Regions from separate parts of the Homo sapiens genome. Here all the other regions are linked to region 2. The links are chromatin loops, found by intact Hi-C in ENCODE. Cell type or tissue: Caco-2. All regions are shown on one strand. Links, peaks and the distances in the headings refer to the core of each region. The heading gives the core; the rest is flanking DNA. Region 1 has its middle 69 kb from the start of LINC02643. Region 2 has its middle 26 kb from the start of LINC02643. Region 3 has its middle 82 kb from the start of LINC02643.

Region 1 (9,958 bases), core at 3,498-5,997, 96 kb after region 2:
CCAGCTCATTTTGGAAACACGTGGTTCGCTGACACTTACTCTGTTCCTCAAGATTGTACCATTTGCTCAGCTTTCCTTAAAAGAAAAGGACAAGAGATACATACATCTTTGCTATTTCTATTACTCAAAAATGTGTGGTGCAGTCTTTATGTTCAAGTTGTCTCAAAGGAAGTTTTTTTTTTTTTTTTTTTTTAAATCTAAATTGAACTCTTCGGCCTTCCTTCTCCCAGGCAATCACCAGTGTGAATTAGCCAAACTGCTGACCATTTAACCGTTTTATTGAACCTGTGGGTGAATGGATCACTACATATTCACCAAAGTGCCTTCCTTACCTAACTTTAAACCTTTTGTTTTGGCTTAAAATGATTGTTCTGGAATAAGTTTCATATTCTCTCTAGATGTATCATTTGCAGATTAATTTCATTTAGAATATAATATTCTTTGCACTGAATGATTCTTTTATATATATAATACAGAAATACAATGTTTGATAAAATTTCTTGATCACAATATCTTTTTTTTATTGTTAAACTTAAAGGAACTTTATTAGTATAAATTTATGGAGGCCGGGCGTGGTGGCTCACGCCTGTAATCCCAGCTACTCGGGAGGCTGAGGCAGGAGAATTGCTTGAATATGGGAGGCAGAGTTTGTGGTGAGCTGACATCATGCCACTGCACTCCAGCCTGGGTGACAAGAGTGAGACTCCATCTCAAAAAAAAAAAAAAGTATAAATGTATGAAGTTCAAGTGTAATTTTGTTAGCTGCATGGATTGCGCAGAGGTGAAGTCAGGCTTTCAGGGTGTCATACATTGTATCCATTAAGTAATTTCTCACCACCCACCTGTCTCCCACTGTCTCACCCTTCTGAGACTCTGTTGTCACCACTCTCTATATCCATGTGTACACATTATTCAGCTCCCACTTCTAAGAGAGAAGAGGAGGTATTTGTCTTTCTGTGATGACAGTTTCTTCAAGCGGATGGGCCAAACTTGAGGGGAGTAACATAGGAGGTGGATGAGGGAATCGGCTTTCATTTCCATTACTAAAAGCCAGGAACAAATAATGATCTTGTTTAAACTTTATAAAAACTGGTGGGGTGGGTATTATTATTCCCATTTAGCAGAAAAATCCCCTGAGATTAAATTAATTACTTGCCAAAAGTTACACAGGCTCCTCTGAGCTGCTTTCCCAACTAAGTCTATCCTGTGGACTTCTATGTCTGTACAAAGGTGCCTCCCAATTTTTGCAAAAATCTTGCTATGTCCATTTTGCAAGAATCTCCACCTTCTATATCTCATCAGATTCTTCAACCCCCTGGAGCCAAGATTCAAACTCAGGGCTGTCAGATTCTAAATCACAGGAAAGACAATCTAGATGTTATAGACACCAAGAATCCAGTTGTCAGTGTACCATATTGTTGTAAGAATGGTCTCTCTTGTTGCTTAAGGCAGTTGTCTTTTTTTTTTTTTTTTCAGACGGAGTTTTGCTCTTGCTGCCCAGGCTGGAGTGCAGTGGCGTAATCCCGGCTCACTGCAACCTCTGCCTCCCAGGTTCAAGCAATTCTCCTGCCTCAGCCTCCCGAGTAGCTGGGATTACAGGTATATGCCACAACACCTGGCTAATTTTTTTTGTATTTTTAGTAGAGATGGGGTTTCACCATGTTGGTCAGGCTGGTTTCGAACTCCTGACCTCAGGTGATCTGCCCGCCTCGGCCTCCCAAAGCGCTGGGATTACAGGCGTGATCCACCGCGCCTGGCCTTTTTTTTCTTTTTTTTTTCTTGAGACGGAGTCTCACTCTGTTGCCAGGCTGGAGCACAGTGGCATGATCTCGGCTCACTGCAAGCTCTGCCTCCCAAGTTCAAACCATTCTCCTGCCTCAGCATCCCGAATAGCTGGGATTACAGGCGCACTTCACCACACCCAGCTAATTTTTGTATTTTTAGTAGAGACAGGGTTTCACCATGTTGGCCAGGATGGTCTCGATCTCTTGACCTCGTGATCCACCCACCTTGGCCTCCCAAAGTGCTGGGATTACAGGTGTGAGCCACCACGCCCAGCCAAGGAAGTTGTCTTCTTCTGTCTTCTGCAGACAGAGCATTCCCGAAAATGGAATCTACTTGTAATTCTGAAGGGAGGCATTTGGTCATCCCTTAGTCTTTTCTTTCTTCCAGTTATTATGACTTTCTTTATGCTTTTAATAATTATAAATATATATACAATAATAATAAAAATATATTTTTATTATTATGAAATAAAGCATTAAAATTATGATTTTTCATGCTTTTAATAATTCATGGTAAGCTTTTTGGGAATCTCCTGAATGCATTCACAATTGCATTACAAAAAAAAATGTCAGGGGCCAGATGCGGTGGCTCACGCCTGTAATCCCAGCACTCTGGGAGGCCGACATGGCAGGATCGCTTGAGCCAGGAGTTCGAGACCAGACTGGACAACATAGTGTGACCCCATCTCTACAAAAAATAAAAAAATTTGCCAGGCAAGTTGGCACATGCCTGTAGTCTCAGCTACTCGGGAGGCTGAGGTGGGAGTATGGCTTGAGCCCTGGAGTTTGAGGCTGCAGTGAGCCATGGTCATGCCTCTGCACTCCAGCTTGGGTGACAGAGTGAGACCCTGTCTGGAAAAAAAAAAAAAAAGACCACAATAGGATGAAATACTCTTAAAAAGGTCAGCTTAATACAATGGAAAGTAGTATAGCTATTTCCTGCCCTAGGACCCCATATGCGTATTAGAACATACTGATTTCATATAGACCCAGCCTCTACCTAGACCCAGAGCACTGTATTGCTGACTTATATACATATATGTCAGTGTGTATATGTGTGCATATACACACACAAACATATATACTTACATACTGTATGTGTGTGATCAGCTATGACCCCTGGATCTTTTTCTGCTGTTTTTGCCTTGACATGTGAAGGGTAAATATAATGCAGCCAGAGACAGAAAGAGAGTTTTCATGAAGGAAAATGCATATGGAAAGACTCTGAAGAAGGGAAAGGAAAGCTAAATGTGGGTTGAGTACAGTGGTTCACACCTGTAACCCCAGCACTTAGAGAGGCCAAGGTGAGAAGATTGCTTGATCCCAAGAGATCAAGACCAGCCTGGGCAACATAGGGAGACATGATGGCATGCACCTCTAGTCTCAGCTACTCAGGAGGCTGAGACAGGAGGATCACTTGGGCCCAGGAGTTGGAGGCTGCAGTGAACTATAATTGCATCACTGTATTCCAGCTTGGGTGACTGAGTAAGACCTATTAAAAAAAAAAAGAAAGAGAAGGAAAGGAAGAAAGAAAGAAGAAAGAAAAAAGAAAGAAAGAAGAAAGAAAGAAAGAAAGAAAAAGAAAGAAAGAAAGAAAGAAAGAAAGAAAGAAAGAAAGAAAGAAAGAAAGAAAGAAAGGGAAAGAAAGAAAGAGGGAAAGAAAGAGGCCGGGCGCGGTGGCTCATGCCTGTAATGCCAGCACTTTGGGAGGCCGAGGTGGGCGGATCACAAGGTCAGGAGATCGAGACCATCCTGGCTAACATGGTGAAATCCCGTCTCTACTAAAAATACAAAAAATTAGCCGGGCATGGTGGCAGGCACCTGTAGTCTCAGCTACTCAGGAGGCTGAGGCAGGAGAATGGCATGAACCCGGGAGGCGGAGCTTGCAGTGAGCCGAGATTGTGCCACTGCACTCCAGCCTGGGCAACAGAACAAGATTCCATCTCAAAAAAAAAAAAAAAAAAAGAAAAAAGAAAGAAAGAAAAGAAAGCTAAATGGCCAGATGCCAGATTATGGTTAGCTTGGGTAGAGTGGCCCAAGATGGTGTTGAAGAGGCTGTCAGGTGCCAGGGACAGTATATAGCACTTTACATAAATTAACCCATTTTATCCTCAGAACGGTTCTTAAAAATAGGTACTATTATTATTATGCACCTTTTACTAATGTGGAAACTGAGACCCAAAATGTTAAATAAGTTTCCCAAAGTAGTTCACTTAATAATTTTTTGTTTAATGAAAGACACAAAAAGCGTAAACTTCATGGTGTTGGTTAGAATGTGGGGGTATTTTTATTCCTCAGCATGCAATTGGTATGATTTCTGCATTTGGGTGTTAAATACATTAAACTATAAAAGTATTTCTTTCTTTTGTTCTTGTTTTTTTTTTTGAGATTGGGTCTCACTGTGTTGCCCAGGCTGGTCTCAAAGTCCTGGCTTCAAGCAATCCTTCTGCCTCAAAACTCCCACACTGCTGGGATTATAGCCGTGAGCCACTGTGCCAGGCCCATAAAAATATTTCTGGTGGAAGCGGTCAATGCACCTCATCTTTCTGTTTCAACAGTGATGCATTAGCATACTAATGAATTTTCATTTGAGTGTTGTTTCTACTTCTCTGTAAGTAGATGTTATATGAACTTTTAGATTCTGGAAGTAGGAATGCCCTAATTTCCTAAGGCATGATGTCTCTCAATTCCTACCCACTGTCGTCAGTGGCAAATCATGGCCCATCTCCACTTTGGGCTGATTCTGTAACCACTCAGAGCATTAAAGAACCAGTCAGGTATGATACGGTTATGCCTTGAGATAACAAGACATGGGAGGGCCATGGGTGCTCTAGAAACTACCAAACTGTCCCAAAGTCCTGATGAAGAAATACACAGGAAGCACTTCAAAGCTGGAATGTTCTTTAGAAATGTAAGACGTTATTATGGGTCAGAGTTGAATCACTGGCTGATTTGAAGGTATTCTTGTGGACTACACTGAAGATTAGAGCCTAGGTTGTCTTTTGAGTGAGTAGAAAAGCATTATGAGGTCTCTCGACTAATGTCTTTTTTGTTTTTTGAGAGGGAGTCTCGCTCTGTCACCCAGGCTAGAGTGCAATGCCATGATCTCTGCTCACCGCAACCTCCGCCTTCCAGATTCAAGTGATTCTCCTGCCTCAGCCTCCTGAGTAGCTGGGATTACAGGCACCCACCACCATGCCTGGCTAATTTTTGTATTTTTAGTAGAGACGGAGTTTCACCATGTTGGCCAGGCTGGTCTCAAATTCCTGACCTCAGGTGATCCACCAGCCTCGGCCTCCCAAAGTGCTGGGATTACCGGCGTGAACCACCGCAACTGGCCTGACTAATGTCTTTTTTTGTGTGTGTGGGAGCCAGAAATAATTACCAATATTAGAGATAAACAAACAAGTTACCAATATTACAATATTAGAGATAAACAAACAATACAAGTTATCAATATTAGAGACTAAAAAAAAGTCATGATTTCTCCAGTGATAACAATTGTGTTCTTTCTCTTTTTTTTTCTTTGAGATGGAGCCTCACTCTGTCACCTAGGCTGGAGTACAGTGGTGCAATCTTGGCTCACTGCAACCTCTGCCTCCCAGGTTCAAGTGATTCTCATGCCTCAGCCTCCCAAGTAGCTGGGAGTATAGGCGTGTGCCACCACACCCAGCCAATTTTTGTATTTTTAGTAGAGACAGGGTTTCACCATGTTGGCCAGGCTGGTCTTGAACTCCTGACCTCAAGTGATCTGCCCACCTTGGCCTCCCTAAGTTCTGGGATTACAGACATAAGCCACCGCACCCGGACGAACAATTGTGTCTTGAAATGCAGTTTTCTTCATTTAAGTCAGAGTTCTTCTGGGAATATTCCCTGTCCCTGTACTGTCTGGGGGTGTGGAATGGCATAGCTCTAGCACCTGTTCCACGGGGCTGAGCACCCTCCCTCCTGGGTGGCAATCCCTGAGGCTGACCCACTGGGGCAACAGGGACCTTGGATGGCTTTTTCTGTTAAGAGAGAACAGTAGCATCAGTTTTGGAGAAACTAAAGATCGATTCTTTTTTTTTTTTTTTTTAAGATGGAGTTTTGCTCTTGTTGCCCAGGCTGGAGTGCAATGGCGTAATGTTGGCTCACTGCAACCTCTGCCTCCCGGGTTCAAGCGATTCTCCTGCCTCAGCCTTCCTGAGTAGCTGGGATTACAGGCACGTGCCACCACACCTGGCTAATTTTGTATCTTTAGTAGAGACAGGGTTTCTGCACGTTGGTCAGGCTGGTCTCGAACTTCCGACCTCAGGTGATCCACCTGCCTTGGCCTCCCAAAATGCTGGGATTACAGGCGTGAGCCACCGCGCCCGGCCTTAAAGATCGATTCTTATAGGGAGTGGAGGGACAATTGGAGTGAGGGAAAAAGGAACAACACAAGGCAAGACAAGACACAACCAGATGCCTTCACCTTGGGTAAAGATTTGATTCTCTGTTGCATATAATAGCATTGACATTAATTTGTTCATTTATTTGCAGACAGGGTCTTGCTCTGTTGCCCAAGCTGGAGTGCAGCGGTGTGAACGTAGCTCATTGCAACCTCCAATTCCTGGCTCAAGTGATCCTCCTGCCACAGCCTCCTGAGTAGATGAGACTACAGGCACACACCACAGCACCTGGCTAACTTTTAAACATTTTTTTGTAGAGACCGGTTCTTGCTTTGTTGCCCATGCTGGTTTCCAACTCCTGGCCTCAAGCAATGCCATGTTGGCCTCCCAAAGTGTTGGGATTATGGGCGTGAACCACTATGCCTGGCCTACCTTGACATGTTGGTGGCCTAAGTTAACACTGGCAGGAGAGAAGGTAGGGGCTTGTATAGGTGACCAAGTTCTTGGGTTGCTGCTGTCATTGTGGGGTTCAGGGCTGTTTTCTTTTCCTTTCTTTTCTTTTCTTTTTTTTTTTTTTTTCTGAGATGGAGTCTTGCTCTGTCGCCCAGGCTGGAGTGCAGTGGTGCGATCTCGGCTCACTGCAAGCTCCACCTCCCGGGTTCAAGCGATTCTTCTGCCTCAGCCTCCTGGGTAGCTGGAAGGAACTACAGGCACCCGCCACCACGCCCAGCTAATTTTTTTGTATTTTTAGTAGAGATGGGGTTTCACCGTGTTAGCCAAGATGGTCTCGATCTCCTGACCTCGTGATCCACCCGCCTCGGCCTCCCAGAGTGCTGGGATTACAGGCATGAGCCACTGCGCCTGGCCAGTTCACGGCTGTTTTCTACAAGACTGCATGAACATAAAGCCTTTTACCAGGGATCATACCAGAAACTTAATTAAAGTAATAAGAAATAAGGCTTTTATAGCAAAGAGGTGGAGGGGGGATGGGAGTGGAGGAAGATCATATTTCTTTTTCCCCTTGATGCCCTCCTTGGAGAATCATCCATTTATGAGTCGGTTATAGAAGCTTTTCCCAGGACACTGCTTTTCTGGTATTTGTGTGGTTCTTGAACTTTCACAAAGCCCTGGGTACTTTAGAATCTAGGCAGACCTGCCCTTGGTCCTGGCCACTGAAATTTACAACTAGGCAAGTCAGATAGAATTAGGACATCATAGGGCCCAGCAGATGAATAAATAGGGTAAGACTATGACTGGCCAGGCGCAGTGCTTACTCCTGTAATCCCACCAGTTTGGGGGGCCAAGGTGGGCGAATTGCTTGAGGCTAGGAGTTCAAGACCAGCCTGGGCAACATGGTGAAATCCTGTTTCTACAAAAAATACAAAAACTAGCCGGGCGTGCTGGCGCATGCCTGTAGTCCCAGCTACCTGGGAGGCTGAGGTGGGAGGATCACCTGAGCCTGGGAGGTTGAGGCTGCAGTGAGCTGTGATTTCGCCACTGCACTCCAGCCTGGACAACAGAGTGAGACTGTCACAAAAAAAATAAATTAAAAAGACTATAACTGAGGGAGTGTGCCATTTTACTTGACAAAGTAACACAGATATAACATAACTTGGATGAAATATCTGTAACTGACAGAAGCCAGACTCATGGAACAGCCTTCTCAGATGCCTTGCCTGGTTGGCAGCTGAACTTCTGGGTATCTCAGTTAAGTATTTAACTTCTCCGAGTTTCCGTCTTCCTGTTTTCCCAGATGAGACAATGCTTTGTGTCTCTGGAAAAGTATTTTGATATTCTCTTAAGAACGTGCTTTAGGCCCAGCACAGTGGTGCGTGCCTGTCGTGCTAGCTACTGAGGAGGCTGAGGTGGGAGGACCACTTATGCCCAGGAGTTTGAGACCAGTCTGGGCAACATAGAGAAACTCCAACTCTAAAAAAAGAAAAGAATGTATGCGCGTTATTATAAGGATGATTTCTAGGTGGAATATGACAGTGATTGTTATGTGAGGTGCAGGACTGGAGAACATTCTACCCACAGCTATTCCAACTGAGAAAAAAAAAATCCATCCTAGACCCCCCAATGGCCTTCTAGCCTTGGTTCCTTTATCTCTGGACTATCCCTTTACCCTCCCCCAATGGCTGTAACCAGCAAGGGCCTGGTTCCTCTATCTTGAAGAAAGAGGAACAGATTGAGAGGATGACATTCAGTAGTTCTGAGGTTAAAACCCAAGTAAACCCATCGAAGAACTGTCACTGTGTACAAGATTACTTAGGAAGGAGATCAGAGAGATTTGTGTGTATTCAGCCTTCTTAATAACTTTTGAAATTAAAAAATACATACTATTTTCAGGACATTTTTGAGGAATTAAAGTATTATTGTAGGGTTACTGTAGGAATGTATGTATCTTAACATATCATGTGACAAATTTTGAGAGCAAACCTGTTCTCATACATTGGGCCTTGAGCCAATGGGGGAAGAGACACTGTCTAAAGACACAGAGGCAAGGTCCTGAATGCTAATACTAAAATCTCTTGGCCAGGCCCGGTGGCTCATGCCTGTAATTCCAGCACTTTGGGAGGCTGAGGAGGGTGGATCACCTGAGGTCAGGAGTTCGAGACCAGCCTGGCCAACACGGTGAAACCCTGACTACTAAAAATACAGAAATTAGCCAGGCGTGGTGGTGGGCGCCTGTAATCCCAGCTACTCCAGAGGCTGAGGCAGGAGAATCGCTTGAACTTGGGAGGCAGAGGTTGCAGTGAGCCGAGATGGTGCCACTGCACTCCAACCTGGGCAACAGAGTGCAACTCTGTCTCAAAAATGAATGAATGAATAAGTAAATAAAATCTCTTCGTTCAAAACTTTCCAGTGGCTTCTCATTTTATTTAGCATAAAATCCTGAGCCTTTTTCATGGCCCCTTTTCCATCTCCTCACTCCCCACCCCTGATGCTGCTCTTCAGATGGGCCGGGGGCTCCTTCCTACCTCTGCCATCAGTGCTGGCTGTATCCTCTGCTCTGGAGCCTGGTCCTCCCCAGATCTCCTCCAGGGCAGGCAAGGCTTCGCCAGCACCCCACCTCAAGGTTGCCTTCCTGTCTCCCACTCACCCTGCAGTCCTTCTCTTCTCTGCTCCTCCCCTCTCCTCCCCTCCCCTCCCCTTCCCTTCGCATCTGACATAGATGCACCTGTTTGTGTGCGTTGGAATGCAGGCTCCACAAGAAATGTGTGATTTGTTTTGCTCACTTCTATGGCCCCACTTGGCACATAGTAGGCACTCAGTAAGTTGGGAGTAGGACAGACTGGAGTGACTGTCCCTCAGAGCCTACTGTGGAGTAGGAGAGAGAAACAGGAAGAAAGATGCTGTGCGATGGCCCAGGGAGTGCCAGAGGAGGCAGCTGTCATCCTGGAGCAGGGCTGGAGGGCGCGGTGGACAGCCTTGCCCAGTGCCAGCCCTACTGGGGAGTGGGTTGAAGGAGGGCATCTCTATTTCTTTCCACCTCTCCTCTGATCAAATGTACTAGGTTTCTAGAATTAGGCTGAGCGGAGGCACTGAAATTCGGTTGCCTTTGGAAGATCCCTTTGGTGTGAACGTTTTATCTACTTTGATGTAATTCCCTGGAAACTCAAGTATCATTCTTTTATCAGTTTTAAAAGTAACTTCTTGTTCGTGTGCTTTTTTTTTTTTTTGAGACAGGGTCTGGCTTTGTTACCCAGACTGGAGTGCAGTGGTATGATCATAGCTCACTGCAGCTTTGAACTCCTGGGCTCAAGTGATCCTCAGTCCCCAAGTAGATGGGACTATAGGTAC
Region 2 (9,958 bases), core at 2,714-5,213:
ACATGAACAAGGAAGCTGCAAGCTTGCACAGGGGAATGCCAGCAACTGTGCCAATAGAAAAGGGCTACCTGGGGGCCAGGCATGTCCAGCACGGAGGTTCCATCTTCCCTTTTTTTGGTTACCACATGTACAGTAAATGAATGGGCAACATGGTGCAGCTCAGGCAGAGGACCTGCCTGCATAATAAAAGATTAGGGCGGGGCTACCAGAAATTCGTGCCCTATGCAAATGGCACACCCAGTCTAACCAGTTTTTTGCACCCTATGTAAATCAGACGTCACCTCCTCACCAGCTCATCAATACACCCCCCTGCATTTCACTGCAGATCCAGCATTTTCTGGGAACCCCCCTCTGTAGCAAAGAGCTATTCTCTTTCTTTCGCTTACTATGCTTTCAATCTCAACCTTACTCTTTGTGTGTCTGCGTCCTTGTTCTCTGTGGCCATGGGACAAGGAACTTGGGGTGTTACTCCAGACAACCAGGCTGTTTCAGGGATAAAACAGATTATGGAAGAGGGTAGAAGTGGAATTCTTTGAGGGGATTACTAGGGAGAATAAATGGATCTGGGAACAGAGATTAACTTGTAAATACTTCTCTTTGACAGTGATAGGGTGGTTCAGGTGTGGTTACATTCTTGGTCTTACAGGGAGCGGAAGAAAAAACAATTGTTCTTCTTGATGGGCCTGGATCTTAGGCAGATAAAGGAACTTTTAACTCTTTGGAAGAGATGGTCGTGGTGGTTGGGGGAGGCCAGAGAGAACTTGAGACTTCTTTTTCAGTATGTCAATGTGATGTATTTTGGGGTATTTGGTTTCTGAGTACCAACACTGAACAAATTTGCTAGATGCTTATGCTATGTCAATCACCATGCTTAGTGAGAACCTCAGAGTAAATAAGGCAGGCTGGTCCTTGCCTTCATGGGACTGAGAGTGTTGAAGGAGTCCTAGACATGACACATATGAAAGTCACATCATAATAGATTCTTTAGTCCTCCTTGTAATCCTTGTTTATTAATTAGGGTAGTCTTTTTTGCAACCCATAAAATCCAGTTCTGGGATATGGGCCAAAACACATATTTCCTGGGAAGGCCCCGCGGCTCCTCACAGAACTGAAGGGAGAACCAGAACCCTGGCTTCCAGTTGGCGGCAAGAGAGAACCTCCAGGGATTTCAGCTGCAGAAACATTTAGACTTTCTCTTCAGGGCACCAAGTCTGCTTCAATAACTGCTACTTTCTGTATCCATGCCAAGTTTCAAGTCCCAGGAGAAAACTGGAATGTTTAAGCTTGAGTCAGGTGATTGCCTCTAGAAATGAGGCACCTCTCTGGATGCAGGCAGGGAGAGGTGGGTGTGGGGGCTGGGGCCATGGAGGGCCTTTCCCAGAGTGGGGAGATTGTGGTGTGGAGCCATTCTCCTGCAGATGCTGTGCCGTGCTGCCCAGATTTCTCCTTCAAGGATGGAGAACTTATATCCCCAGCTGCTGGGTGTGCTGTTGGCCGGGTGGGAGCCATCAGTGTTCAGCGGTGGCCTGGGAATGGCCTCTGCCCAAGGAGTCACTTTTGTCCCATGTCACGCTCCTGCTTGGGCATTCAATGAGTGGCAGGAATGTGTGGAGCTGTCTATAGGCCCAGCGTGGGACAGTTTTAAAGGGACATCCCAGCTTCAGAGCTTGCCACAGCAGGCCGCTCAGCTCCATCTGGCCGGTCCTGAGTCCTTCATTTTCCCAACAGGCGTTGGCCCTGAGAGCCCTCCCTGGTAAATTCCTGTGCTCCGATCTCCTCCCCAGAGTCGGCTTCCTGAGGAACCCAACCTGCAACACACCCCAGTGGAATCTGCAACACTTGTGATGCTCACATTTACACTCTTTTTTTTTTTTTTTTTTTTTAGAGACAGTATCTTGTTCTGTCACCCAGGCTAGAGTGCAGTGTTGCCATCATAACTCACTGCATGCAGCCTCGAACTCCTGGGCTCAAGTGATCCACTTGTCTCAGCCTTCCAAAGTGCTGGGATTACAGACAGGAGCCACCACGCCTGGTTCGCAGTTCTACATTTTATTATATATTATATGGCATCGTTTGTTAATTATTTCACATATTCCTTATGCTTCCTGTTATGGTCTGAATGTTTCTGTCTCCTCGAAACTCATATATTGAAATACTAACCCCCAAGGTGATAGTATTAGGATATTAGGAGGTGGTGCCTTTGGGAGGTGATTAGGTCATGGGAGTGGGGCCCTCATGAATGGTATGAGTGCCCTTATAAAAGAGACCCTGGAGAGCTTGCTGGCCCCTTCCCCTATGTGAGGACACAGTGAGAAGGCTCTGTCTATGAGCCAGGAAGAGGGCTCTCGCCAGACACTGAATCTGCCAGCACCTCAGTCTGGGACTCCCCCACCTCCAGAACCATGAGAAATAAATCTCTGGGCCAGTCGCAGTGGCTCACACCTGTAGTCCCAGCACTTCGGGAGGTGGGGGTAGGAGGATCACTTGACCCCAGGAATTTGAGGCCCACTTGGGCCACATAGCGAGAACTTTCTCTACAAAAAAGTAAAAAATTAGCCAAGTGTAGTGGTGCATATCTATAGTCCCAGCAACCCAGTAGGCTGAGGTGGGAGGATTACATGAGCCCAGGAGTTCAAGGCTGCAGTGAGCTGTGACTCAACCACTCTATTCCACTCTGGGCAACAGAGTGAAACCCCATCTCAAAATAAAAAAAGGAGAAGAAGAAGAAGAAATAGGCCAGGCTCAGTGACTCACACCTGCAATCCCAGCACTTTGGGAGGCCAAAGTGGAAGGATTACTTGAGCCTAGAAGTTTGAGATCAGCCTGGGCAATATGATAAGACCCCCATCACAACAAAAATTAAGAAGTTAGCTGAGTGTGGTAGCACGTGACTGTGATCCCAGCTACTTGGGAGGATGAGGAGGGTCATTGGCACCTGGGAGTTTGAGGCTGCAGTGAGCTGTGATTATGCCACTGCCCCCTAACCTGGGTGACAGAGTGAGACTCTTTGTCTCTAAATAAATAAATAACTAGGCCAGGTGCCGTGGCTCACTCCTGTAATTCCAGCACTTTGGGAGGCCGAGGTGGAAGAATCACTTGAGGTCAGGAGTTCAAGACCAGCCTGGCCAACATGGTGAAACCCCTGTCTCTACTAAAAATACAAAAATTAGCCAGGTATTGTGGCAGATGCCTGTAATCCCATCTAATCAGGAGGCTGAGGCAGGAGAATCGCTTGAACCCGGGAGGTGGAGGTTGTAGTGAGCCGAGATTGCGCCACTGCACTCCAGCCTGGGTGACAGAGTGAGACTGTCTCAAAAATAAAAATAAAAGTAAAAATAAAAATAAGTGGATAAATAAGTAAATACATGTCTGTTGTTTATAAATTATCCTGTCTATGGTATTTTGTTGTGGCAGCCTGAATGGGCTAAGGCACCTTCCAAGCTAGACTGCAGACTTTCTACATATAGAAACCTCAACTTCTCTGACATCTAGCCCTCAACCCTAGTTGTAGCAAGAGGCACATAGGTGTCACTCAGAATTATGTGTTTACTGATGGACTGTCTCCCCTTGAAGGACAAAGCTATGCTGAGTCTAACACAACAGAATGTTGCTGTTTTAGATGGATCAGAGATTTAATATAAGATCTCTCTCTCTTTTTTTTTTTTTTTTTTTTTTAGATGTAGTCTTGCTCTGTTGTCAGGCTGGAGTGCAGTGGCACGATCTCTGCTCACTGCAACCTCCGACTCCCTGGTTCAAGCTATTCTCCTGTCTCAGCCTCCTGAGTAGCTGGGATTACAGGAACGCACCACCACACCCAGCTAATTTTTGTATTTTCAGTACAGACGGGGTTACACCATGTTGGCCAGGATGGTCTCGATCTCCTGACCTCGTGATCCGCCTGCCTCAGCCTCCCAAAGTGCTGGGATTACAGGCATGAGCCACTGCACCCAGCCAAGACCTCTTTTAAAGGGGTTTCTAGTCAATAGATTTCTTTTTTCATTTGTTCTTTGGCTGGCTCATTGCTTTTAGAGACCAGAAACTACTGATTAAGGAGAGTAGACCTCTCTGCTATAACCTCTTTTTTCCATCTGCAGAACAGGTTTTCCTTGACTTCCATCTCTGGGGATGCAACCACAGAACCTTACAAAACATGTTTAAGTGCACGGTTTTAAGAGACGTTTGCATTCTTTATGAGTGCATGCATGTGTGGGGTTGGGGAGCTTTGCATGCCAGACTGTGACATCATATGTCTCCATGCCTATATTTGGAAGCCGGCTGGGTCCACAATAGCTGTGTGCTGAGAAGAATGGAAAGCTGATGATGGGCTCACAGGCTTTGATCTGTTAAATAAATATTTTTTCAAGAAGAGGAGCTTTAGGAATAAACCATTTCAGCCAGCACCTTTGTGATCATCCCAATTCTAAAACAGATGGAGATTCCTTGTACCTAGAGAAAGTTGAGTTTTAAACATTGAATAAAAATATGATTTTCTAGTTCTTGGCTCAGTCTCTTAATCACTTTTACCTCCACCGCATACAGAGCTGATGCTTGCAAAGGGAAGTTGTTACCCCCTACCCATTGGTTTCTGTCTGATTCTGATCAGGTAGTAATATTTCATAGAGCCGCCGCATGACACCAGCACATTTTCCCCACCCTGGACACATGTTTCCTTTCATTTTGGAAAAATTGTACTGTGAGCATAGCAAAGAGAATAACTTCTATGTCTTTCCTCTTATAAAGAATGTGCTTTTATAACATGTTTTTTAATTGATAAAGAGGTAAGGGTAATAAATGAGCATTTGATCCAAGTTTCAGCAAAGGACTCTTTATTGGAGTACAGACTCTAAAAGTTATTTTAGGCAAGTACCCAGAGGCAATTTTTAGAGCCACGAGGCTGAATTAGAAGATGATGATTCTGAATGAATTCTGCCACTCCTTAGACATAAATTACGTCTCCTTCCAAGTGGAGTGGCTAGTGGGCTAAGAGGACATATTTTAAAATAGTTGAATCCAAACATAAGCTGGATTTGCATTTTTTAAAGCCTATAGTTTGCTTTTCACATTTTCTCTCTTCCCCAGGGACTCTGGCATTGTATGGTCTATGCTGCTTTCTTACAAAGGTACCTTAGGTTCATTTTATGAGGTGTGGAATAGAGGACTAGCCTGGTGCTTGGACTGGCTGAACTTTCCATCCTGCTTTAAACAACCTGCTAAAAGTCAGTGTGATTTACAACAGTAGTTACAACTACCCTTTTACTTAGCCAGGGATATTCTCATGCTATCAAAAAATAGAGGCACATTTGGAACCACTGTCATTCCTATCCCTTGATTAATCATCTTGGTGATTCATTCATTAAACAAGTTTATGCAGCTAAGGGGCCTTCTTTGGTGAGGTAGGATGAAAGAGATCACTTGTCCTAGTTACATCCAGTACAATCTTTATTTTTTTATTTTTCTATTTTTTTAAATTTTATTTTCCATAAGTTATTGGGTTTTTTTTTTTTTTTTTTAGATGAAGTTTCGCTCTTGTTGTCCAGGCTGGAGTGCAATGGCATGATCTCAGCTCATGGTAACCTCCACGTCCCAGGTTCAAGCAATTCTCCTGCTTTGTCCTCCTGAGTAGCTGAGATTACAGACGCCCACCACCACGCAAGACTAATTTTTTGTATTTTTGGTAGAGATGGGGTTTCACCATGTTGGCCAGGCTGGTCTCAAACTCCTGGCCTCAAGCAATCCACCTGCCTCGGCTGCCCAAAGTGCTGGGATTACAGGCGTTAGCCATCACACCTGGCCACATCCAGTATAATTTTAAAGAGAGGGAGGGTCTACTGAACAGATACAAGGGGTGAAACCGCTTGATTATTTTCTCTTCTTCTTTTTTTTTTTTGAGACAGAGTCTTGCTCTGTTGCCCAGGCTGGAGTGCAATGGTGCGATCTCGGCTCACTGCAACCTCTGCCTCCCAGGTTCAAGCAATTCTCCTGCTTCAGCCTCCCTAGTAGCTGGGATTACAGGTGCCTGCCACCATGCCTGGCTAATTTTTGTATTTTTTAGTAGAGATTGGGTTTCATCATGTTGGTCAGGCTGGTCTCAAACTCCTGTCCTCAGGTGATCTGCCCGCTTCGGCCTCCCAAACTGCTGGGATTACAGGCGTGAGCCACCGTGCCTGGCCTGCTTGATTATTTTCATGAATTATTTCCATGTGTCCCAAGACCGTGTGGCAGGTGCTGGTGTCTGTAACATTCACTGGGGTCCTTTTCATGCCCGTGTTTTATGTTGTGTGAATCCATGCAGTTGAAATGAAAATTGCACACATACAAATACACACCCTATACCCCTCTACTCTCCAAAAAGACTCCTCAAATCTTTCTGAAAAATTAGGATGCCAGGTATGTATTTGTAAAAGGCCACCTGAGATGATCATCAGTACTGTTATTGAAGCTAGATGGGGTCTGCTTGCCTGACACGATAAGACCAGATATCCACACCGACGTTTGCAGTGGGAAGAAAGAAGGTGTTTATCTGCAGGTTACCAAGCAAGGAGGATCAGGCAGCTTATGCTTAAATCCTGACCTTGCAGGTAAGGGTTTTTTAAGGCAGGGGTGGCTGGGCTCAGTGGCTCACGCCTGTAATCCCAACACTTTGGGAGGCTGAGGCAGGTGGATCACTTGAGGCCAGGAGTTTGAGACCAGCCTGGGCAACATGGCAAAACCCCGTCTGTACTAAAAATACAAAAATTAGCTTGGTGTGGTGGTGCATGCCTCTAATCCCAGCTACACGGGTGGCTGAGGCAGGAGAATAGCTTGAACCTAGGAGGCAGAGGCTGCAGTGAGTTGAGATGGTCCACTGCACTCCAGCCTGGGCAACAGAGGGAGACTCCATCTCAAAAAAAAACAAACAAAAAAAGATGTTATCTTTAGTTTCCATAGGGAAGCAGACATCCCATGATTCTAGCTTCCTTGGCTGTTGCTTTAAGTTACTATTCCCTTCTTCTTGCTTATCAAGTTGTTTATTTATTTCTCAGGGCTGGCTAGGCACCTGGAATTTCCCTTGAAGGAATTCAAGATTTTCTTTCTTTCCATGCTTGTGGAGGCCTGCAGGCCACTAACAGGAGTCTCTGTTCTATCTTAGTACTAATATCTTTTAAATTGCATGGTGCCTTTTTCTTATAGGAGCTCAAAAAGCTTCCTTCATATCTACTATGTGCTTGGAAACATAAAAACTCCTATTTTGTGTAGAGGTGAAAGCCACGTGCATATAAGCTTTTGAGACAGTGACACATATAAAAACGATGTGCACCCTTGGGATAACTTCCTGCTATAGATAGAAGATACGCTGCCTGGCCAGGAGCGGTGGCTCACACCTGTAATCCCAACGCTTTGGGAGGCCAAGGCCGGCGGATCATGAGGTCAGGAGTCCGAGACCAGCCTGGCCAACATGGTGAAACCCCGTCTCTACTAAAAATACAAAAATTAGCCCGGCATGGTGGTGGGTGCCTGTCATCCCAGCTGCTCGGGAGGCTGAGGCAGGAGAATCGCTTGAACCCAGGAGGCAGAGGTTGCAGTGAGCCGAAATTGTGCCATTGCACTCCAGCCTGGGCGACAAGAGCAAGACTCCATCTCAAAAAAAAAAAAAAAAAAGTATGCTGCCCATTATATGTAATTTTTTGCCAAAGCTGAGATTTCCTGCCTTTCTCAGACACCAAGACAGCTTGTTGAAATGCAAATAAGCAAGATGAGAGTAAAGTTACAGTTAGTTAGTAAAGTTAGGCTCTTCTCTCATTTATTTTTCTATTTTTACTTTTTTTTTTTTTTTTTTTTTTTTTTGAGAGGGAGTCTCGCTCTGTCACCCAGGCTGGAGTGCAGTGGCACGATCTTGGCTCACTGCAACCTCCGCCTCCCGGGTTCACGCCATTCTCCTGCCTCAGCCTCCTGAGTGGCTGGGACTACAGGTGCACGCCGCCATGCCTGGCTAATTTTTTGTATTTTTAGTAGAGATAGTAGAGACGGGGTTTCACCATTTTAGCCAGGATGGTCTCGATCTCCTGACCTGGTGATCCGCCCGTCTGGGCCTCCCAAAGTGCTGGGATTACAGGCATAAGCCACTGCGCCCAGCCTCATTTATTTTTTAAATAGGGAAATATTTAGAAAAAGTGCTAGAGACCTGGCCGGGCATGGTGGCTCACGCCTGTAATCCTAGCACTTTGGGAGGGCGAGGCGGGCAGATCACGAGGTCAGGAGATCGAGACCATCCTGGCTAACACGGTGAATCTCCGTCTCTACTAAAAATACAAAAAAATTCCCCTAGGGTGGTGGTGGGCGCCTGTAGTCCCAGCTGCTGGGGAGGCTGAGGCGGGAGAATGGCGTGAACCCGGGAGGCGGAGGTTGCAGTGAGCCGAGGTCGCGCCACTGCACTCCAGCCTGGGCGACAGAACGAGACTCCGTTTCAAAAAAAAAAAAAAAAAAAAAGAAAAAGTGTTAGAGACCAACTCCTTGAGTGTCAGAGCCTTCTAGTTGAGAACTTTTATAGTTGCCCAACAGGTTCCTTGCCTGTTTCCCAGATAGAGCCAATGTATTAAGACAGGGGAATTGCAATAGAGAAAGAGTTTAATTCACACAGAGCTGGTTAAGTGGAAGACTGGAGTTTTATTACTCAAATCAGTCTCCCTGAAAATTTGGAGACTGTGGTTTTTAAGGATAATTTGGCAGGGAGGGGACCAGGGAGTGGGGAGTGCTAATTGGTTGGTTTGGAGATAAAAATCATAGGGGTTTGAAGTGGGTTCTTCTTGCTGCCTTGTGTTCCTAGGTGGCATTGGAGAACTGGTTGAGCCAGATTACTGGTCTGGGTAGTGCCAGTTGGTGCATGAGAATGCAGGGCCTAGAAAACACCTTAAGCACCAATCTTAGGTTTTGCAATAGTGATGTTATCCCTAGGAGCAATTGGGGAGGTTCGGAATCTTGTGGCTGGACGACTCTTTTTTTTTTTTTTTTTTTTTTTTTTTTTTTTTTTAGAAGACAAGGTTCTTTGTTTATTGGGCTAAACAGGGCAATAAATTGTGGCTTGTACCTCACTTCTTAGATCTGCTTCTAGAATAAGGAGTTTATTGACAGTTATCACCACATGGGCAGAGGTTTTGCAAAAATGAAGGGCTAAATCTTTTAGTAAACATTTTCTTAATTTTTAATCTGACATAAAAAGTTGAAGAAGTAATCTAAAAAATATAAGGTTCGAGGAATAGTGGTTCTTCCTAGAGACTATAAGGAGCCATAATCCAAATGATAGTGAAAAACGGGTTTCAATTTCCATTTAAAATGCTGTAAGATACACAGCTTTGATAATTATATTTTTCTAATTGTAACATTTTGAATTTCATTTCAATGAAATCTGCTGTCCTAAGACAAGTATGAGCAATTAATCCTAGGTCTCCACACCTTAAGACACACCATGTAATCACTGACCCATTATTCCTTGTGGTGTTACTAGGTCGGACCAATCCTTGATCTCCCCAAATTTCACCTTAATGAGGCTGACACTTTTCAGCTTATCGACTGGCAGCCCCTTTAGGTATTCTAGACGGCTAAAGAAGAAATGTTTGGCACAGCTCCAGCCTTGAGAGCTTCTGCAATGAGCCTGCGACCTTCCAGCAGTATCTACCCTTGTTTTTCCTGAAATGGCCTGGACTTTACTATTGTCATTACACCGCTCAGCCTCCTGTCCCCGGGAAAAACGTTATTGTAGCGAAGTCCAGACTCTTCCCAGGTGCTGGGAGTGTGGGATGGGGACACCTCAAGCGGCTGTGTCTCTCGTAGCTCATGGGCACTGGCCTCAGATGCTGCCTTGCCGGGCTGCTTCCCGGGAGCGCGCTTCCGTTCCCCCACCTCTCCGGAAGGAAACGCCACTTTCACTGGGCTCCGCCGCAGCGCCCAGACCCTGGGCCTTGTGTCAAGGTTCCAAGTCTGG
Region 3 (9,958 bases), core at 2,055-4,554, 110 kb after region 2:
CAACCTGCACCTCCCTGGTTCAAGTGATTCTCCTGCCTCAGCCTCCCAAAGAGCTGGGATTACAGGGATGTGCCACCGTGCCCAGCTAATTTTGTATTTTTAGTAGAGACAGGGTTTCACCATATTGGTCAGGCAGGTCTTGAACTTCTGACTTCAGGCGATCCACCTGCCTCGGCCTCCCAAAGTGGTGGGATTACAGGTGTGAGCCACTGCACCTGGTCCCCTTGGAAGAGTTTCAGTCCCAATTGGGGAGGAGGGGGAGAGCTGGAGGGAGGTGGGGAGAGGCAGCTGCATTTCACCTGGGTTGGCGGGGCAAGAAACAGAGGAGAAGGCAGAGGGCAGGGCCTGGCCGGGGCATGCCTGCACCTGCTTCCTGGTTATTTTCAGCTCCTGGTATCCTGGGCCTACCAGCTCTTCTTCCTATCGTTCCGCTACTCTTGTTTTTACTCTCTCCCGCTCACTGCATAGAAATATTTGGTCTTGGAAATACAGAATTATGAGATTGCCCTGAAAACACTTCGTTGATGGAGGTGTTTGTCCTGATGTCTGAACCAGTTGTGTGAGGGAGAAGAGCACACGCTTGCATTTTTGCCTCCTAAGTTCTGTGCCATTTGCTCTGAGCAGAGACTGGATGTAGCTCTTGGAAAAGATGGATTTGTGAAAAAAAATGCAACATGTTTGCTTCAATTTCAGTAAATGATCATTTCAAAGATATAAAGCAGTGATTTGTTTAATTTAAAAAGTCAATATTAAACAATATTCCATAATGTAGAGGGAAAATTTTAAGAGGGAGGGTGCGGATGTGGGGTGTTTTATCATTCAAGGATCTTGTCTCAGGGAGGAGCTGAATTGCTCTGGGAAAAAGGTCTCACCTTTAACCTTACTTAAAGTCCAGGCTGCCTGTAATCCCAGCACTTTGGGGGGCCGAGGTGGGCAGATCATCTGAGATCATGAGTTCGAGAACAGCCTGGCCAACATGGTGAAACCCTGTCTCTACTAAAAATACAAAAATTAGCCACGCGTGGTGGCAAGTGCCTGTAATCCCAGCTACTCAGGAGGCTGAGGAAGGAGAATCACTTGAACCTGGGATGCAGAGATTGCAGTGAGCCAAGATCACACCACTGTACTCCAGCTTGGGTGACAGAGTGAGACTCCGTGTCAAAAAAAAAAAAGTCATAGGCTTACCCTGGGCCCTCTTAGAAGGAACAAAGCCCATCACACTCCATATACCAGTTGCTTCTGGTAGAACAGAGGCTGGGCATGTAGCCCCTGTGTCTACCTTAGGTAGCAGATTATAGAACATAGGCCCAGCTCAGCTTGCTTTACAAGACGAATGCCCCGATAAATGTGTTACTCATCAGAAAATACATCAGTCTTTTTTTCCTCCACCTTACGGTTCTGGAGGTCGTGATGGTAATGAATCCATAAATGCCATGTGGACTTTAATATTGCTCTGCAACCAGACACTGCCCAGTATGATGTGACAGTCTGTGGTCACTTCTAGCCTCTTCTTGATTTCTCCAAGTACAGTATTTCCTTTTCTAAAATCGGCCAGCCTATTTTTCTTCCAGACCAAGTCAGGGGTGAATTATGTGACCTGATCTCCTGCCTTTAGTACCATGATGGGCAAATTTCACTGAACCCAACTCCTGTCTGAACTTTGAAATGGTCCATGCTCCTCGGCGTACCCATCTGCAAAAAGCCTCCCTGACTCTGTGGTTGATGGTGAAAATGTACCAGGTGAAGCTGCTCTCCTCTTAGAAACCTAATCCGTTTTTGAAAAATTGACCTATGTATACTCAGTGTTGTTGTAAAGATGCTGTCTCTCTGTCCTGCTTGGAAACGCACAGTCCTCATCTTCTAAGGTAGAGAAACGAAGATGATGGGACATACGTCCATGGTTAGTATTGAGTTCTTGAACCTATCAGCCCATCTGCGGCACCAAAGAAATCCCCAACTCAAACATAAATAAGGAAGCTATGGGCTATGGGGCTCTTGTGTGGCAAACTGGGTGTCAGTCATTGTTAATGGACCGTGGCCAATGGGAACCTTTCTGCCTCTTTTATCTTTACCCTGGAGGTTTTTTTTTCCCCTAATGAAAATGTGCTGGGGGGAGGGGGGGTGGTGGAAAGAGTTGGATGATAATTTCCTTTCTTTGCCTCCTGTTTGCTTCACCTGGAAAGTTCTCCTTTAATAACAAGAATGGTGGGCCTGAGTGAGCGGCTACCTTGATGTCTGAGACAAACCCTCTCTGAGAATGCCAGACTTCCACCAGGGGAAATTGCAAACGGATTCCCTCCCCCAGCACCCCCACCAAGCAAGCCACCACCACTTAGCTGCACTCTTTCTCTTCTAAACCCAAACCCTTGAAAGCTGCAGATTTTCAAAGAAGTAGGGTGTGTCGCTGCAGCTGCTGCATCAAACAAAAGCAAACAGATTAAATTAATTTAGCCTTCAAAATCAGTCCCATTCTCTAATTCATAAAGTACTTCAAACACGGTAAGAAATGTCATTTCCCAGATGATTGGGACTAATTCACTTTATCTCTTTTTCCTCTTGCATCTGAATGCAAGCTATGTAAGACATACCTCACCAGTCAAAATAAACCGCTTGTTCCAAATGCTTCCGCCAGTTTTTAATAAGAATCTTCTCTGCTCTGTACAACAAACTCAGTTTCTAACGCACTTCAAGAGAGCTATGTGCAAAAAAAAAAAAAAGAAAAAAAAGAAAAAAGAAAAAACAAACAAACAAAAAAAGAGGAACAATGTACTCATTACAGTATGTTAAGTTGCCAGCACTAGGCAATTAAAAGGTACGGTCTGTAGGAACGCTGCAAAACAGAACAGTTAGCTTCTTTGTCTTCTCATTAACAAGATTGTTATTTTACCTCTCTAGGTAGGAAGCTTAAGAAACAAAACATTCTTGGCTTCTAAGTCACTCCAGGAAAATAAAGAGTTGTTGACAGCTAGGACTTGTGGAAAGAACCATTTATACTGTAAATAAATTTGCACATCCTTGTGGTTGTAATAAAGATAATTCCGTATCCATTCTATTGGACTAGATGCAGAAACCATTTAAAGAAACATCAAAGTCCTCCCGGAGCAAATGGCTCTTGTCCTGCTGACGCCGTCACCGCTGAGACTGCTGAGTAATGCCTCCCCTTGGGACCCAGAAATTTGGAATTTTTCCTGCAACGTGCTATGTTGTTGAGGCCACAGACTAGCGCTGGGAGGAACCACGGAGACTCTTTTACTTGCTCTCTGCCTGGGCTCTTTAATGCTTGGCTGTCGTTTAAAAAATGATGACCCAAATCTTTGCCATTTGCCAAGTGTGAGTACTTTGTGGTAGAGAGGAATGCGGTTCTCTTTGATTCTGGAATTCCTCCTGGTTTCCCTGCGTGGGTGGAAAAAGAGCCAAGAATGTAAGTCATTCGGATTCTCTTATGTTCTAAAGAAACAAAATGAAACAATCTATCCTTATACAGATTTTTACATTTGATGCTGATGAGCTTTCCTTTCACAAGATAGATACCTTCATCGTTTTTCTTATGCTTTTACTAGAAAATGTAAAACCTTGATTTCCTTTTAAGTGAAATAGAGGGAAAAAGTCCTTTTTAAAAGAATAGGCACAAGGGATGTTTTTCTTAATTATAAAGACAGTATTTAGAGTAAGATAAAAGTATAATTGCAGTTGCTTAAGGCTTGAACAGTTTTCAGGAAAAAAAGTCCCGAATGTTACTTTCTCAGTCAATTTCAATAAATTTCTCAGGGGTCTAACATTTATTTCAACCCCAGCCATACATTTTCTTCCTAAGTGGTCTTTTGCATTGACAGTATGTAGTGTGAGAGACTAATAAGATGATCGTGCAATTCCAGTGATATTCTGGTTTGCCTATCATTTAATGATTATCAATTAATCATTTAATACCCTTTAATGGCCAACTTGATTTTCAGGGTTTTGTTAGATAAGACCATACAGTGCTTTGTTAATTAAAACGTGATCTTGGGAAGCATGTAACTTTTATACAAAATAAACTTTTATACAAAGCAGAGCCTTAAATTAGCAGTTTTTGATGAAAGACTTCCTTGAAATATCCTCTTTGAAGAGAAAAAGAAACCACGTTCAGCTACAGAGACCCAAACTCCAAATACCTTGAAAATCAGATGTTTTGGTCCTTACTAAGACACATTTAAGAGCATTACAAAGATATAGCTGGACTGTGTTTATACTTTTTTGGAAGAGAAACCAAGTCTGGGCATTAAACTTATAACAGCAATTATCATCTGCATATGGGTTTAATTGTAAAACAAATAAGGTTTTTCTTTTTCTTTTTTATTTTTATTTTTGAGACGGAATCTCGCACTGTTCCCTGGCTGGAGTGCAGTGGCGTGATCTCAGCTCACTGCAACCTCTGCCTCCCGGGTTCAGGCGATTCTCCTGACTCAGCCTCTGGGATTACAGGCGTCCACCACCACGCCTGGCTAATTTTTTTGTATTTTTAGTAGAGACAGGGTTTCACTATGTTGGCCAGGTTGGTCTTGAACTCCTGACCTCTTGATCCACCCTCCTTGGCCTCCCAAAGTGCTGGGATTACAGGTGTGAGCCACTGCGCCTGGTCTGGTTTTTATTTTTCATAATTGCCATCATCATGACCCAATTTTGGTGTCAAGCCCAGTGCTGAGTAGGAAGGATAACACGTGACTTCTGACTCTTGTAGGCTTCTTCTTCTTCTTTTTTTTTTTTTTTAGACAGAGTCTTGCTCTGTCACCCAGGCTGGAGTGCAGTGGTGTGATATGGGCTCACTGCAACTCCTGCCTCCTGGGTTCAAGCAATTCTCCTGCCTCAGCCTCCTGAGTAGCTGGGATTACAGCCATGCACCACCACGCCTGGCTAATTTTTGTATTTTTGGTAGAGACAGGGTTTCACCACGTTGGCCAGGCTGGTCTTGAACTCCTGACCTCAAGTGATCTGCCTGCCTTGGCCTCCTAAAGTGATGGGATTATAGGTGTGAGCCACTGCGCCTGGCCTCTCTTAGCCTTCTTAGACCCCCTTACCTTCCCCCCACCCCCATTGCACTCCTTTCTTCTCTTTGCCCAGTATTTCTTCTTTTAGGTGCCAGTGGGATCTACTGAAAACTGATTATTTAGAGGAATTAGCAAAGAAAGCCCTTAAAGACAGAAATAACTTTACTGAGGTCTAGGAGAGAGGAATCTCTAAGAACCATTACTGGCATCTGGTGTGGGTGTAGCGGTGAGGAGAATTTTCCCTTCCCCTCTGAAGGTTCCAGTCTGCTGAAATGAACTGACAATAGACAGATTAAAAGGAGAAAAGGCATGCAAAGTTACTAACATGCATAAGCATGGGAGCCGTGCAAAACTATGAGACTCAAGGAAGGATCAGATGGTTGAGGCCTAAATATACTCTTCATAGGGGAGAGGGAAATGGGGGGTGTAGGTACTTTTAAGGGGTGGTAAATAATTTTCAAGGGAATTGGATGAGCCCAAATAATAGACAATGGCCTGGGACAAAGTTCTGAGCTCTGGGGGAGGTGGTGGTAAGGTGAGGGGAAGAACTGCACTGTGAACAAAGGTTGTCTTATTATGTAGATAAAATCTCCTAATAATCTTTTGGAGTTACCCTCAAAAGAACAGAAGAAAAGTTTGTCTGAACATTGTGATGATTTTAGTCTTTCTCTCCTCTGGTGGTTAATTTTTCTTGGTTATTTGATAAGATTCCTAGGAAGGGGCTATTAAGACAATTGTATTTTTTTTGGAAGAAGTTTTCCTCAATCAGATAAAGAAACTTCCAGAGTGAACCTCTGCATGTGCTTGGCTTGTAGGGGCAGGGGTTGGAGAAAGAAACAAGAGAAGGTTAGAAAATTTATTGATTCTGAGGTAGCTTCTAAGGTTTTCCAATTTCCTTTAATTCAAAAATGCTCAGCATACCGGAGCATCATATTTTGCAGTGCTCTGAGCCCCAACATTGAGATGGAGGATGGTTCTCTTTACTCTGACTACAACTCATGCAGTGGATAGACTGTCTATGCTGACAGCAGGGAGAGTGGTTCCAATTTCCCACAGACATTTTAGTGTGGGTGTGTTTGGGTGTCACTGAGGACCACACAGCATCACATGGCCCTCTTGGCCTTGCTTCCTTATTAGATTCTTTACAACCTGCTTTCTTCTAAAATGGATTTATAAAACACCCATAACAGGGTAAAGATCAAGAGAAAAAGTTAGAAAAAGGTAAGTCTAGAGAAGGGGTTGATGAATGTTTTCTGTACAGGGCCAGAGAGTAAAGAGTCTTAGCTTTTTGGGCCTTGTAGTTTCTGTTGCAATTATCTGCTGTTGTGCTACAGAAGCAGCCACAGACAACAGGCAAGTGAATAAGCATCTTCAATGGAACAATAAGCAGGCACCAGATTGGGTTTGCCCTTTGACTGTAGTTTCTGACCCACTATCTAGCCTCAGAATATTAAAATTAAACTAAGGAAAATATATTTTCAGTGAACTGCATAATTGAAGGGTCTGTATCATCATTCAAAGGGGCCCAAATTTAGTTGTGAGTTTCCTAAAGCTCAAAGCAAAGAGTAAGACCAGGCTTACTTCCATGAGATTAACACACGCTGGGTGCTCTGGAGAAGTCCTGACACTGTGGTTGTGATAATCTCTTAAAGGCCCTGAGAAAGGGGGCATTACACCAGTAAGGGACAACGTCCACAGCATTACATTTTCAGTAGCCAGTTTCATATATTTGCTGTTAAGCAACTAAGTGAGCCAAGGGCACAATTCCAAAGCATATTTTAGAAAAACAAATTTGAGGACAAAAGGCACTTCAGTCCTATTGCTGCTGGTTTGGGTTGAAATTGACATCAAATGGAGATCATTTAGCTGAGCAATGAGCTGCATGCTTGTCTTCTGGACAGTCCTTCATGATCTCCGTGAATACTGAGTTGCTCCTCTCATACCCAGCTGGTGTCAGGATTCCCCTGCAGCTGTAAGGCCCTCATTTGATCAGGTGCAATTATGTTCCTGCTCATTCTTTCCAGTTTGGGAACAACCGGGCTTAAGTCCTGATTACTGCCCTATCATAAAATATAAAAAGGGCCGGGCTCAGTGGCTCATGCCAGTAATCTCAACATTTTGGGAAGCTGAGGCGGGTGGATCACGAGATCAGGAGTTCAAGACCAGCCTGGCCAAGATGGTGAAACCCTGTCTCTACTAAAAAATACAAAAATTAGCCAGGCTTGGTTGTGGGCACCTGTAATCCCAGCTACTCGGGAGGCTGAGGCAGAGAATTGCTTGAACCCGGGAGGCAGAGGTTGTAGTGAGCTGAGATCCTGCCGCTGCACTCCAGCCTGGGCAACAGAGCAAGACTCCGTCTCAAAAAAAAAAAATTTTTATATATATATATATATATATATATATATACACACACACACGTATATATTGTCAGATGGTAATAATTTTCTTTTTCTTTTTTTTTTTTTTGGCGATGGAGTCTCGCTCTGTCGCCCAGGCTAGAGTGCAGTGGAATGAGTTCGGCTCACTGCAACCTCTGCCTCCTGGGTTTGAGCAATTCTCTGCCTCAGCCTCGAAAGTAGCTGGGATTACAGGTGTCTGCCAGCAGGCCCGGCTAATTTTTGTATTTTTAGTAGAGACGGGGTTTCACCATTTTGGCCAGGCTGGTCCTGAACTCCTGACTTCGTGATCCACCCGCCTTAGCCTTCCAAAGTGCTGGGATTACAGGCATGAGCCACCGCGTCGGGCTTTTTCTCTTTTTTGAGACACAGGCTTACTGTGTCACCCAAGCTGGAGTGCAGTGGCACGATCTTGGCTCACTGCAAACTCTGACTCCTGGGTTCAAGTGATTCTCCTGCCTCAGCCTCCCAAGTAGCTGGGACTACAGATGCCTGGCACCATGCCTGGCTAATTTTCATAGTTTTAGTAGAGACAGGGTTTCATTATGTTGGCCAGGCTGGTCTCGAACTCCTGACCTAGTGATCCGCCCGCCTTGGCCTCCCAAAGTGCTGGGATTACAGGTGTTAGCCACCATGCCCGGCTGGCAGCAATGATTTTCATGTCTTGTTATTACTTCACTCCTTTGATTACTGGTGTCATAATGATTACCATTTGTTTAATGGTTTCTAGGTACCAGGTACTTGGCTAAGCACTTTATATGCATTATCTCTTAATTCTCACAATCCTATGGGGATACATTGCATTATTCATTGCTTTTCAGAAGAGAAAATTGAGACAGATTAATAGCTTGCCTGGAATAACTCACATAGTATATGGATATGAACATATGCTCTGCCTATTTTTTTTCAGAGATGGTTTCATAATTTTTATTTTCTTACAGTTTTTTGCACTGGGATCCAAATAAGGTCTATACATTGCAGTTGGTTGACAGCTGTACCCTTTTTCCATCTCTTCTATTTTCTTTGCAATTTTTTTGTTGTTGTTGAGAGAATGTCGTTATTTGTCTTCTAGATTTATTTTCAGTCTTGATTTTGCCAATTCAGTATGTACTAACATTTAACATTTCTTCTATCTCCTGTATTTCCTGTGAAGTGATATATCTGGATTATAGGGGTTTGATTAGATTTTTAATGAATACTTTCAATGGTCTCCCATTATAATTTTAATTTTACTTGCATTTCTCTTATTGTATGTAGAGTTGAACATACTTTCAACCCTTTGACTCTTTTTCTTTTCCACGGAGTCTCACTCTGTCACCCAAGCTGAAGAGCAGTGGCCGAATCTTGGTTCACTGCAACCTCCACCTCCCTGGCTTAGGCTATTCTTTTGCCTCAGCCTCCCAAGTAGCTAGGACTATAGGAACATGCCACCCTGCCTGGCTAGTTTTTGTATTTTTGGGAGAGATGGGGTTTTACCATGTTGCCCAGGCTGGTCCCAGACTCCTGACCTCAAGTGATCCACCTGCCTCGGCCTCCCAAAATTCTGGGATCACAGGCATGAACTACTGAGCCCAGCCTAACCCTCTGGCTCTTGACCAAGGCTCTTAGCTTCCACTTCTTTTATGGGAGTTCTCATGACTTCCTGGATTCTTTCCCTTGACCTGCCACTGCTGACCTCCTGGTCTTTGTGATGGATGCCGGTACTTGCTTCTCTGTTAACGGTTGCTTCTGGTTGTGGATTTTCAGCTTCTGGAACCCGTAACCAGCCTTGGTTCTTATTAGGGAATTCTGCTCAGATTCTCATTCTGATTACTTGGATCTTGACCTTTTTGAATAATCCTCTGGTCTGTACCCTCTGCCTCCCCACCACCCTTTGTTGGTCACACTTGTCGCTACTGCCATCTCCACTCTGGTGTGAACAAAGGTCAAATTGTCTGTTCCTGTATGATTTCTACAGTATTTATAGCTGTAGTCTGCTTTTTTTTTTTTTCTGAGATGGATTCTTGCTCTTTCACCCAGGCTGGAGCGCAGTGGCGCCATCTCGGCTCACTGCAACCTCCGCCTCCCAAGTTCACGTCACGCCATTCTCCTGCCTCAGCCTCCCGAGTAACTGGGACTACAGGTGCCCACCACCACGCCTGGCTAATTTTTTTGTGTTTTTTAATAGAGACAGGGTTTCACTGTGTTAGCCAGGATGGTCTCGATCTCCTGACCTTGTGATCCACCCGCCTTGGCCTCCCAAAGTGCTGGGATTACAGGCGTGAGCCATGGCGCCCTGCTATAGCTATAGTCTGAATCCAGTCTGCTAAAGGCCAAAAGCAGGGGTAGAGGCATGTCAACCTCACGGTGATACATGCAAGATAACATGTTTAGTAACAGAACATCTTTCTTAATATGGCAATTTTCTTCAGATAGGATATCAATGGAGACATAACAATGTTGGTAGCATTTCATTGGCCTGGCCGTGCCCCACAAATGGAGAATGTTAGTAATTTTCCAAGACCAGCTCTGGGCTACAAAGAATGTTATTAAATAAAT

The links. Hi-C counts contacts between places; a loop is a spot of excess contacts. Peaks named below come from ENCODE experiments on the same cell type or tissue, not always from the same donor. Only the 100,000 strongest peaks of a DNase experiment are listed, where the experiment ranks them.
Region 1: a loop joins it to region 2, with 7 times the contacts of the local background. A loop is called at or near these places in 5 of 110 quality-filtered maps.
Region 3: it touches region 2 in a loop (4-fold over the local background); 5 of 110 quality-filtered maps call a loop at or near these places.

Annotation. Positions count from the first base shown.
Region 1 is chr10:21,299,118-21,309,075 of GRCh38, reverse strand. No RefSeq gene overlaps it. Among named protein-coding and RNA genes, the nearest start is that of LINC02643, 69 kb to the left of the region's middle. RefSeq lists an enhancer at 8,248-8,327. In Caco-2, for the core only: no CTCF peak of the experiment used is centred there; a DNase peak (open chromatin) is centred at 4,605.
Region 2 is chr10:21,394,089-21,404,046 of GRCh38, reverse strand. It overlaps the pseudogene MRM3P1 and the pseudogene LOC100420467. Among named protein-coding and RNA genes, the nearest start is that of LINC02643, 26 kb to the right of the region's middle. RefSeq lists an enhancer at 422-961. In Caco-2, for the core only: no CTCF peak of the experiment used is centred there; a DNase peak (open chromatin) is centred at 4,236.
Region 3 is chr10:21,286,293-21,296,250 of GRCh38, reverse strand. It overlaps a transcript of NEBL not described here. Among named protein-coding and RNA genes, the nearest start is that of LINC02643, 82 kb to the left of the region's middle. RefSeq lists enhancers at 2,920-3,683, 2,514-3,713, 8,452-9,211. In Caco-2, for the core only: no CTCF peak of the experiment used is centred there; DNase peaks (open chromatin) are centred at 2,220 and 3,200; H3K4me3 peaks cover 781 bases.